Linked DNA regions of Homo sapiens: region 1 is linked to region 2. A link is a loop called in an ENCODE intact Hi-C map of the cell type or tissue named here. Cell type or tissue: mammary epithelial cell. All regions are shown on one strand. Region 1 overlaps LINC00452 (long intergenic non-protein coding RNA 452). Region 2 holds the start of LOC124903219.

The links. Peaks named below come from ENCODE experiments on the same cell type or tissue, not always from the same donor. Only the 100,000 strongest peaks of a DNase experiment are listed, where the experiment ranks them.
Region 1: a loop joins it to region 2, with 16 times the contacts of the local background. A loop is called at or near these places in 3 of 110 quality-filtered maps.

The regions. Positions count from the first base shown.
Region 1 is chr13:113,901,598-113,906,597 of GRCh38, reverse strand. LINC00452 (long intergenic non-protein coding RNA 452) reads right to left here. Exons shown (of 8, transcript NR_164112.1): 3 at 4,584-4,807. Among named protein-coding and RNA genes, the nearest start is that of LINC00452, 9.0 kb to the right of the region's middle. In mammary epithelial cell, a CTCF peak has its summit at 1,997; no DNase peak of the experiment used is centred here.
Region 2 is chr13:113,619,733-113,624,732 of GRCh38, reverse strand. It overlaps TFDP1 (transcription factor Dp-1), which reads right to left. Exons shown (of 12, transcript NM_007111.5): 4 at 1,447-1,553. LOC124903219 reads right to left here and starts at 1,440. Exons shown (of 2, transcript XM_047430839.1): 1 at 1-1,440. In mammary epithelial cell, a CTCF peak has its summit at 3,058 (motif pointing left); no DNase peak of the experiment used is centred here.

The DNA.
Region 1 (5,000 bases), 280 kb before region 2:
TAATTCCTCCCCTAGGAATTTTTCCTAATGGAACTCAGTGCCCACTTCATAGTAGTGGTTATCTCTGCATAAATTTTATTTCCTTCTTTGTGTTTTCCTGTATTTTTCAAATGGTCTGCAATCTACACGGATTACTTTTATAATTAGAAAAAAATTAATTGTAAAAACATTGTTTGAAGTTTAAAGAGTGCCATCTTGGTTACTACTCAAATCTTTATACTGTCCTTACGTTTTTCAGTGTTAACCCAAACTGTGACGCCCATCTCCCTAGGACACATCATAGGAAGGCCTGCTTCAGTGAGAATGCACTCGAGATAGGAAATTACCCGTGTTGATAAGCAGGGCCTGCCTATGTTTTTAAATTTCAGGCTCCCTAATAAAAGGAGTAGGATAAAATGCCAGCATGCTGACATTTCAGGACACTGCCGTCCGGCGGGGGACTGCGCACAGCGCTGCCCACTCTGTTCTGACCCCCACTGTCCTCTGACTCCTCCTGGGTTGTCCTGCCATGTTCCCATGGGGAAGGTGTCACACCCAGTGCCAGTGGGTGATGATCAGAGGGGATATGACAGGGCTCTAGGTGGTACCTGGATGGATATTTTTTAAAATAGTTACTAATTTATTTTAGTGTGCTGTAGAAAAAACCAGGCAGCACAATGGACCTTCAATCTCACACAGATGTATTTAAATGTATTTAAATGTAAACATATTTTACATTTAAATGTATTTAATGAGTCTATTGAAGATGCCCTAGGTAGACAATAATTCAGAGCACATGGATATGGCAAAACTTTGAAATCTGCACACAGAAGGGTGCAATTTGGGAAACTGTCATATGAAATCGCACTTGGGCTGCACATTACGAACACGGCAGGTCGTATCTGTGTGTTTTCATTGCTTTTAAATCTCTTTTAGCAGCTCATTCTGTGCAGGCACCGGTTCTGATTTACTTAAGAAGATGGTCTTAACTTCCCTTTGATGGGTATCGTCATCCTTTCTCTTAGTTGGTTTCAGTATTATTGCAATAGGATATACTGAAGTTTTGAATAATTTATTAAACGAATCTTTACTTCCTAGATACAACTATCTTGACTTTTTTCTAAGTACTACACTTTTGAAGTAAAATAAAGCCTCACCTCAACAACAGAAGTGGGGTCCAGAACATCCCGTGGGTAGGATGTGGGAGCTTTCCTGCAAGGTCGAGTGGCCCCTGCTGGGACCCTACCTCTGGCTTAAACTGTGACGGAAAGATTCTGGGTATTGTGGTTGCCTGGAGCTTCCACGATTCAGCAAGGATTCCAGGACTGTCCTGGGGAGTAGCTGCCGTTTAATTAGCCTGACAGAGAGATCGCTCCTGGAGAAGCCTGTAGACGCAGGACTCCTGCCTTGTTGAAGGATCAGATGTAGCAAGTGAAGAGGGAAGGTGAGGAGGCTGCCAGGCAGCCGGTCAGTGGGTGCCGCTTAAGAGAAAGTGTTGGCCAGGACTGCAGGGGCAAGAACCAGGACACAGGCCTTTGATTTGTTACCTGAAGGGCCTGCTGGGGCTCGGATGCAGGTTGGTGACAGACTCAAACTTGCCATAACCTTTTCCTCAATGTATCCTCATTCCAAAAGTCTAGGGGATTAATTCCAAAATAGTTAGATAGCCCCCTTGTATTTCTTCGTGGGTGTTTTTATGATCCTTCCTCTTTCTTTATCACCTTAAAGCCTGACAAGCAGATGCCTGGGGATGGGGCTGGGGTGATGAAACCTTTTAGCATTGCTTGGGATGAGGCTTGCTGCCTGTGAAATCAATGCCAAGATGCGCTTTGAGTAAGGAAACTTTCTGGAATTAACCTTTGAGTTATTTATTTCCATGTTGCTGATAAGGGCTTGAAAGTTCTGTCTGGGTTGCAAACACGGCCCTGATTGCTTATTAACTGCGTGATCTCCTACAGGTCACTGATTCTTCTCAAGCCTCGGTTTCTTTATTTGTAGCTTGAGGCAGTGACACCTGCCTCATGGGGTCGCTGTGAGACAGAGTGAGGCCTCTCTGCCCACATGCGCTGCAGCATCCGGCACACTGTGTGCTCAGTAGGCAGAGACTGTCATCCTTCTTGTTACAACAACCACCACAGTTGTCCCTGGTATTTGCCAGTGTATTAGTCCATTCTCACACTGCTAAGAAAGACCTAAACGAGACTGGGTAATTTATAAAGAAAAAGAGGTTTAATGGACTCACAGTTCCACATGGCTGGGGAGGCCTCACAATCATGGTGGAAGGCAAAGGAGGAGCAAAGACACATCTTACAGGGCGGCAGGTGACAGAGTGTATGCAGGGGAACTGCCCTTTATAAAACCATCGGATTGTGTGAGACTTATTCACTATCACAACAACAGCACGGGAGAAACCCGCCCCTATAATTCAATTACCTCCCACCAGGTCCCTCCCACAACACGTGGGGATTATGGAACCTACAATTCAAGGTGAGATTTGGGTGGGGACACAGCCAAACCCTATCAGCCAGTGAGACTTTGGGACCCACCCTTCCAGGCTGCGGCTCCCTCACTCTCATCCTCACGCACTTCTGCGGTGCCTGAGCTGCAGTCACCGTGGTAACTGGGATTGACCTTTTAAAGTATCTGTTATAACTACAAGCTTAGTGTCAAAATACTATTAACCTGTTTTGCCTTTACAGACTTATTTTTAAAATAGTGTGAATTCAGTTGTGTTTGATTAGCAGCTTTTCACTGGAGTTGCCGCCCAGCGCAGCGAGGGGTCTTCTGCAGGCCTCGCTGCCTCTGCACTCCTGTGCCTCCAACGGAGCAGCCATTAGTTGGACCAGGCTGGTCTTATTCTCCAGCTTCCTCATTATTTGGGGTGAGTTCCTCACAGCCTCCTGTTAGTTCTCCTGATTTTGTGTATTCTTATTCTCATGTTGCCCATGTTTGGCCTAAGAGAAGGCGCCTCTTGGCCGGCTTCCTGGAGGACTCTTGCTTTCTTGCATGCCACAGCAGTGACAGCTCCGGCAAGGCCCTCCTGGTAAAGTCATTGGCAGATCCCTGTCTTTGAAAGTGTTCATATTTGGAAGAAAATGAGTCCAAAGCTGCGAATGTCCGTCCTCCTGCCAGAGAGGCAGACAGCTGAGTGCTATTGTTTGGGAATCTGTAAGAACTTTGCTATGGCAAAATCCCTGGCCACCAACAGCAGCCTCCTGAGGAGAGCACTGAGATAGTAAAGGTGCCTGGAGGCGATTTGCATCCATGGACCAAAAAATTTAATTCCCCCCGAACTTTATCAGTGGATGTAGCAATAATTGGCTTCACTAGCGCTGTGTCCGTTGGCAAGTGGAGATCTTCTCTGTTCCTCAACTGTGTAGAGGGGGAAACACGCGGGGAAGTCATCCACACGGCGCTGGAAACACCACCGGACCCGCAGTGTGCAGAGCCCCAGGGCTGTGGACTCAAGGTCTCTAGGAACTGTATTCAGGGGAGAGGAGAGGGTGCGGAGGACATGACAGGTAGCCATAGAAACCAGCACACAGGGTGGGGCCGGCGTCCCGTTGGAAGTTTCCATTGTAATACACGCATGATGGGAAAAAAAATGTAAAAGAAATCACCTACAGTCCCATCACCCAGAGAAACCACAAACCATCCTTGAACATTTTGCCATATTTCCCTTAAGAACTCTTATATTGTAGTTCAAGGAAAAAAATGGTTGGGCTTATATGTCATATATATAATTTTATATCTTTTAGAACGGAATTATCACAGATTACTTTATCATAACTCATGGATGGAATGTTATTAATTCTTGATAAATGTTATTCTCTCTTTCTCCATGACCATACATTCAGAGAATTTACCACAGCCACTTAACAACCTCCCTATTAGACATTTGGTTGGTGTACATTTTTCACTAGTACTAATAATGCTATACTACAATGAATATTTTTGGCCATAGTTTTTCTGCATTTTGAATTATTTCCGTTGGATAAATTCCCAGAAGTAGAATGTTGGGACAACAAATGCCTGTAAGACTCTTCATAAATATCACCTGGCCAGCCTGACAGCATCCAATGCTTTGAGTTAAATACAATATATTCAATACCAAAACATTTGTATTTTGCTGGAGAGTTCTGAGAAGTTTGTTTTTCTCCCTTGAAGACCTGTGCAAACCATGTTGCATAGTGAGTAGTGCGGTGTTTAGGAGCAAGACACTAGGAGCACTATGGTCTTCCGACACTTATGGGGTACCTACTGTGTGCACCCAACACATTGTGGTCTTATGATACTTATGGGGCACCTACTGTGTGCACCCAACACATTGTGGTCTTATGATACTTATGGGGCACCTACTGTGTGCACCCAACACATTGTGGTCTTATGATACTTATGGGGCACCTACTGTGTGCACCCAACACATTGTGGTCTTATGATACTTATGGGGCACCTACTGTGTGCACCCAACACATTGTGGTCTTATGATACTTATGGGGCACCTACTGTGTGCACCCAACACATTGTGGTCTTATGATACTTATGGGGCACCTACTGTGTGCACCCAACACATTGTGGTCTTATGATACTTATGGGGCACCTACTGTGTGCACCCAACACACTGGGTGCTGGGAGGGATGAAGAAGAAGAGGCTGAATCCTCAGGGCATGCCTTCTCCTCCTGGCCTAGAGTGAGGGTGACGCCTGGATGGGCATCGTGGAAAAGCCCCTGGGGAGATTCTGAGCAGGACTGGTGGACACAGACGTGGACAAGGTGTCCCAGAGCATCCTGGTCATGATGCAGGAGAAGCTCGAACGCACGCTCAGCCCTGGTCGTGACAGAAGAACAGAGAGGAATAAGAAACGCCTTTAGGAGCTCCCAACCCAAGGGAGTGGGAGGATGTTCTGCACCGTTTTTCTGGAAGCTTGGGTCTAATTTTTCAGTTACTTAGTTACTTATGGCTTTGAGGCTGGATAGCTTCGTATATTTTGTTTCCTGAAATGACCCCACAGGTTCTACAG
Region 2 (5,000 bases):
GACACGTGAGGACATGTGAGAGATACCCTGAGAGACACCTGAGGACATGTGAGAGATACCCTGAGAGACACCTGAGGACATGTGAGAGACACCCTGAGAGACACCTGAAGACATGTGAGAGATACCCTGAGACACACCTGAGGACATGTGAGAGATACCCTGAGAGACACCTGAGGACACGTGAGAGATACCCTGAGAGACACCTGAGGACACGTGAGAGACACCCTGAGAGACACCTGAGGACACCTGAGAGACACCCTGAGAGACACGTGGGGACATGTGAGAGATACCTGAGGACACCTGAGAGACACGTGAGGACACCTGGGGATGCCTGAGAGATACTTGGGGACACCTGGGGACACGTGAGGATGCCTGGGAGACACCTGAGGACACCCGAGAGACACGTGAGGACACCTGGGTATGCCTGAGAGACACCTGGTGACAGTGAACGGACAGGTTCTCATCCCACCCGGAGGTGTTCAATCCTTTTAAGAGGACTGGGCCACAGCACAGACGGAGCAGGGTGAGGGGGTGGAGTGGGCCAGGAGGCCGGGGTGCAAGAGGTGCTGCATCACCAAAGCCCAGGGTTGGCAGGAACAGGGCTGGGGCAGCTGCCCAGGCGGGGCCACAGCATCATCTCAGGACCAGGAAGGAGCCCTCAGGCACCATAAACAAGTCCCTGAGGAAGGACTGGAAGCCCGGCCTAGCCTTGGGATGGCTATGTCCCTCACCACCAGCTCCAGTCACAGCCAAACCTGCCCACCAAGTGCCTGGGGCCCCATTTCTGGTGAGGTCAGGATTCTGTGTGGGCTCCCTGTCTCCAGTAGGCTGCCACCGGCAAGGACGCAGAGGGCGGACACGAGACAGGAAACAGCATTATGAGAAGCAGCATCAGTTGGCCAGCATCAGCCTGGGGAGGGGGGATGCGCCACTTCCCAATGCCCACCTTCCCCTCTCCTGTGCGTGGCCAAGGGAGCAGCATCTGCCCTGTCACTGCCCCGGGGCAAACGCACAGCCACGGCCAGGGCCCTATCCCTCTCTGGCTTCCCAGCCTGATGTCTCCAGGAGGGCCACAGCCAACGCTCGGCCACATCACGTAAGAAGCCCCTGTTAGATGAAGAGCTTCGAGCTCTGACACTAAAAGGAAGCTGCCTCTGGTTGGGGCCGCGGCCCCACCCACCACCCTCCAGTTACTGGAAGGATGGCATGGGCTGGGGCACACAGGAGTGCTGTGGGCGCCATCACCTCTCCCACAACAACACGTGGGCAGCTGCAGAGGGCTATGGAAAATCTAGCACTGGCCACGGGCTCCCTGATGAGGGAAAGGCCCCATGCTGCAACTGGAGCCCAAATCCAGGCACACCTGGGAACATCCCCAACCACACGGCTCATCCGATCCCGACCTCACACCGAGATCCCGGCTGTCCGCTCCTGCGGGAGGCTTACCACTTGCTGGGCAATGTTGACATTGGACTGTCCAAAGGTTTTTGGCAAGAGCTGCTTCCCGAGCGGGTTGACGGTGGAGGGGTGAACGGCCACGAGGGACACCACGCCTGCAACACAAGGACACCAGGTCAAGGGCGAGACTCCTTTTCTAAGTTAAGGCTACAAGCGACCATTCTAAATGCAAGACGGTGCTTGCAATTAGAGATGCTTAGCTTTCCCCACGTGTACTGTCTCAAATCCAGGGCTCAAGAGCAACACCTCCATGAAGCTTGATTCCCAATGTAAACCCGTAAGGGGAGGGCCGCAGGGCCGCGCTGACGCCACCCAGGTGACCCAGGCAGATCATCCACTGCTCCAGCCCCTCGGCGATGTCTGCTATGGAACGTGCTGGTGGGGACCACGGCCTGGAAAAGTCTGTGATTCTATGACAATTATGGAACAGAATTTTAAAACTAGAATTTTTATCGCAACATTTCTCTATAAGGCTGCAAAACTAGTTTGGAAATCTGATAATCCACTTTTCCTTAGGAAGGAGAACCACATTTGTTCCTAGGAAGGAGTGTGCCTTCCACAGAGGCTGCGGCTCTAAACATGCAGGTGCCCTCAGAACACTGGTGAAGCAAGCGGGAGACCCCTCTGCAGGAGATGTGAAGCCTCTGTCTTCCAACAGCGGTATGCAAAAGGTCCTAGGGACAGGGCGGTGGATAAAAGTCCTGGAACATTTACACATAAACAGAAGTAGTAATGATAAAGTTCAAAAACTGGCATCAGCGGGCAGAGAGAACTAAACAAAGAAACCGTAAACCAGGTGGTAGCGAGCACCCTGGGAAACAAGTTGGGAGGCCTGGGTGGTCAGCACAGCCCGGGAGGGGCGTCAGGGCAACACTGGAAGGGTGGGCGGCCACACAGAGGCAGCAAGGGGCTCGCAGTGCCCCACTGTAGGGACCGGCCCCACAGGGTCGGTGGGTTTCTCCCCGTGTGCGGAGACGAGAGAGTGTAGAAGTAAAGACACAAGACAAAGAGATAAAAGAAAAGGCAGCTGGGCCCGGGGGACCACTACCACCAAGTCGCAGAGACCGGTAGTGGCCCCGAATGCCAGGCTGCACTGATATTTATTGGATACAAGACAAAAGGGAAAGATAAGGAGAGTAAGCCATCTCCAATCACAGGTAAGGCCATGTGGGTCACGCGTCCACTGGACAGGGGGCCCTTCCCTGCCTGGCAGCCGAGGCAGAGAGAGAGAGGAGGCAAAGAGAAAGACAGCTTACGCCATTATTTCTGCATATCAGAGACTTTTAGTACTTTCACTAATTTACTACTGCTATCTAGAAGGCAGAGCCAGGTGTACAGGATGGAACATGAAGGTGGACTAGGAGCGTGACCACTGAAGCACAGCATCACAGGGAGACGGTTAGGCCTCCAGATAACTGCAGGCGAGCCTGACTCATGTCAGGCCCTCCACAAGAGGTGGAGGAACAGAGTCTTCTCTAAACTCCCTTTCCCGGTCTGCTAAGTAGCCGCTGTTTTTCCGTGACACTGAGGCTACCGCTAGACCACAGTCCACCTGGCAACGGACATCTTCCCAGACGCTGGCGTTACCGCTAGACCAAGGAGCCCTCTGGTGGCCCTGTCCGGGCATAACAGAAGGCTCGCACTCGTCTTCTGGTCACTCCTCACTATGTCCCCTCAGCTCCTATCTCTGTATGGCCTGGTTTTTCCTGGGTTATGATTGTAGAGTGAGGATTATTGTAATATTGGAATAAAGAGTAATTGCTACAAACTAATGATTAATGATATTCATATATAATCATATCTAAGATCTATATCTGGAATAACCATTCTTGTTTTATATTTTATTATACTGGAACAGCTCGTGTCCTCGGTCTCTTGCCTCGGCACCTGGGTGGCTTGCCACCCACACCCCACCCCACGGCTGGGGGAGCTGAGCGGATAGCCCCCCATTTGAAAATACATGATACTCTCAGGTGAAGAAAACACAGACTTTCGGGTCACAACAACATCAGGAAAGAAGAACTCCCCGATCTCGCCACACCTTGGGCCTCCCCGGACGGCCGCCCATCCGCAGAGCTGCAGGACCCTGGACCTCCCCACAGGCATCTCCCTTCATTCCCACCAGTTAGCACCAAAATGACTCATGAATCATCGGTGAGACTTTCGAATACATTGCCTTTGCGATCTGAAGTTTCATTTTGGGGCCCTTTACAACCCATGCATTTTTAAAACATCTACTGCTTTTTATGCATTTCTTTAAAATATATTAAACAATGAATTTTGTGCTACATAAGGACACTTAGTAATTTCTCTTAATAACCTAAGTTGGCCAAGACAGATCATTAGGAAGTGATTAAAAAGACATTTGCCTTTTGATTCAACTGGGTTAAATATTAGTATTTTTACCAACCAATGTCAGCACATATTTAAAATTCTCTTCTGGAACTAAAATAAGATGATCTGCTTTGGGAAATTTTCTTCCAAAAATAAAGGTGTGCATCCTAAGAAAAGCAAATATTTACTTTTTTATTGTTTTATATATGTGAAAGGTATTTTCAGAATATTCAATTGAAAAGTAAAGATTGTACATATTCGAAATGTACCAGTGATGATTGGATGCACATATACACGGTGTAATACTTACCAGGGAAAGGCATTTTAAAAGCAAAAATAATATTCTACTATGCAGGGAATGATTTAAAGTACGCAATTAAACACTTTTCAGATTCACATACAGATGAGTAAACACTCAGTTTTCAAGAATATGTAGTTGATTCATTACAAAGATAACATCTTTTAAAATTTGCAAACGAGTCTCTAATTTCAATAAATGTGAAGAAAGAAACAGACCTCTGAGTTCACAAAAGCCAGTGGCACTGTCACTCTCCATCAGCAGCCCAGGCGGCTCTTTCCGTCCTGAACAGCCAGGCCACGGCGCCCGTCCACCAGCACCACAGGTAGCATACACTCAGGCATCCCAGTCTGGGGCTCCCCTTTCCTGCCCCATCAGGGAGTGTGGGTAGGACTCAGGGATTCAGGTGGTGGTGGGGCTGTGGGACAGCAGTGTAGCTGAGACCCTCGGGGCATCCGGCCTGCCCTCCATCTGCTCCACCCACAGGCCGGCCGGCTGGCCTGCCTACACCATCTGTCCTTCCAACCAGGTCTCTCCCTCTGGGCCAGAGGCCAGCACCGTGAGGCTGGGGTGGGTCGCTAAGGGTTTTCACAATTAGGAAGGGGGAGACAAACACACAGAGGGAAGAGGGTCCCTCCTCTGGTACCCAGGGCAGGATGAGTGAATGCAGGCAGACATCCAGGGCCCCTGAGCTTCCCCACTCACTCCTGCTGTCCACCTGGAGTCTGAGCCCCCACACCAGCTGCAGGTAAAGGGTTTCGGAGCCCAAGGCCTTGCCAAGCACAGAGGGCCCCTCCCAGCCTAGACACAAACCAACAGAGGACCTCTGAGTGGCACACCACACCAACCCAGCAGCACCCCTGGGTCACCAGCTGAGTCTCTACGGGACAGAGGGCAGGGTACGTACATC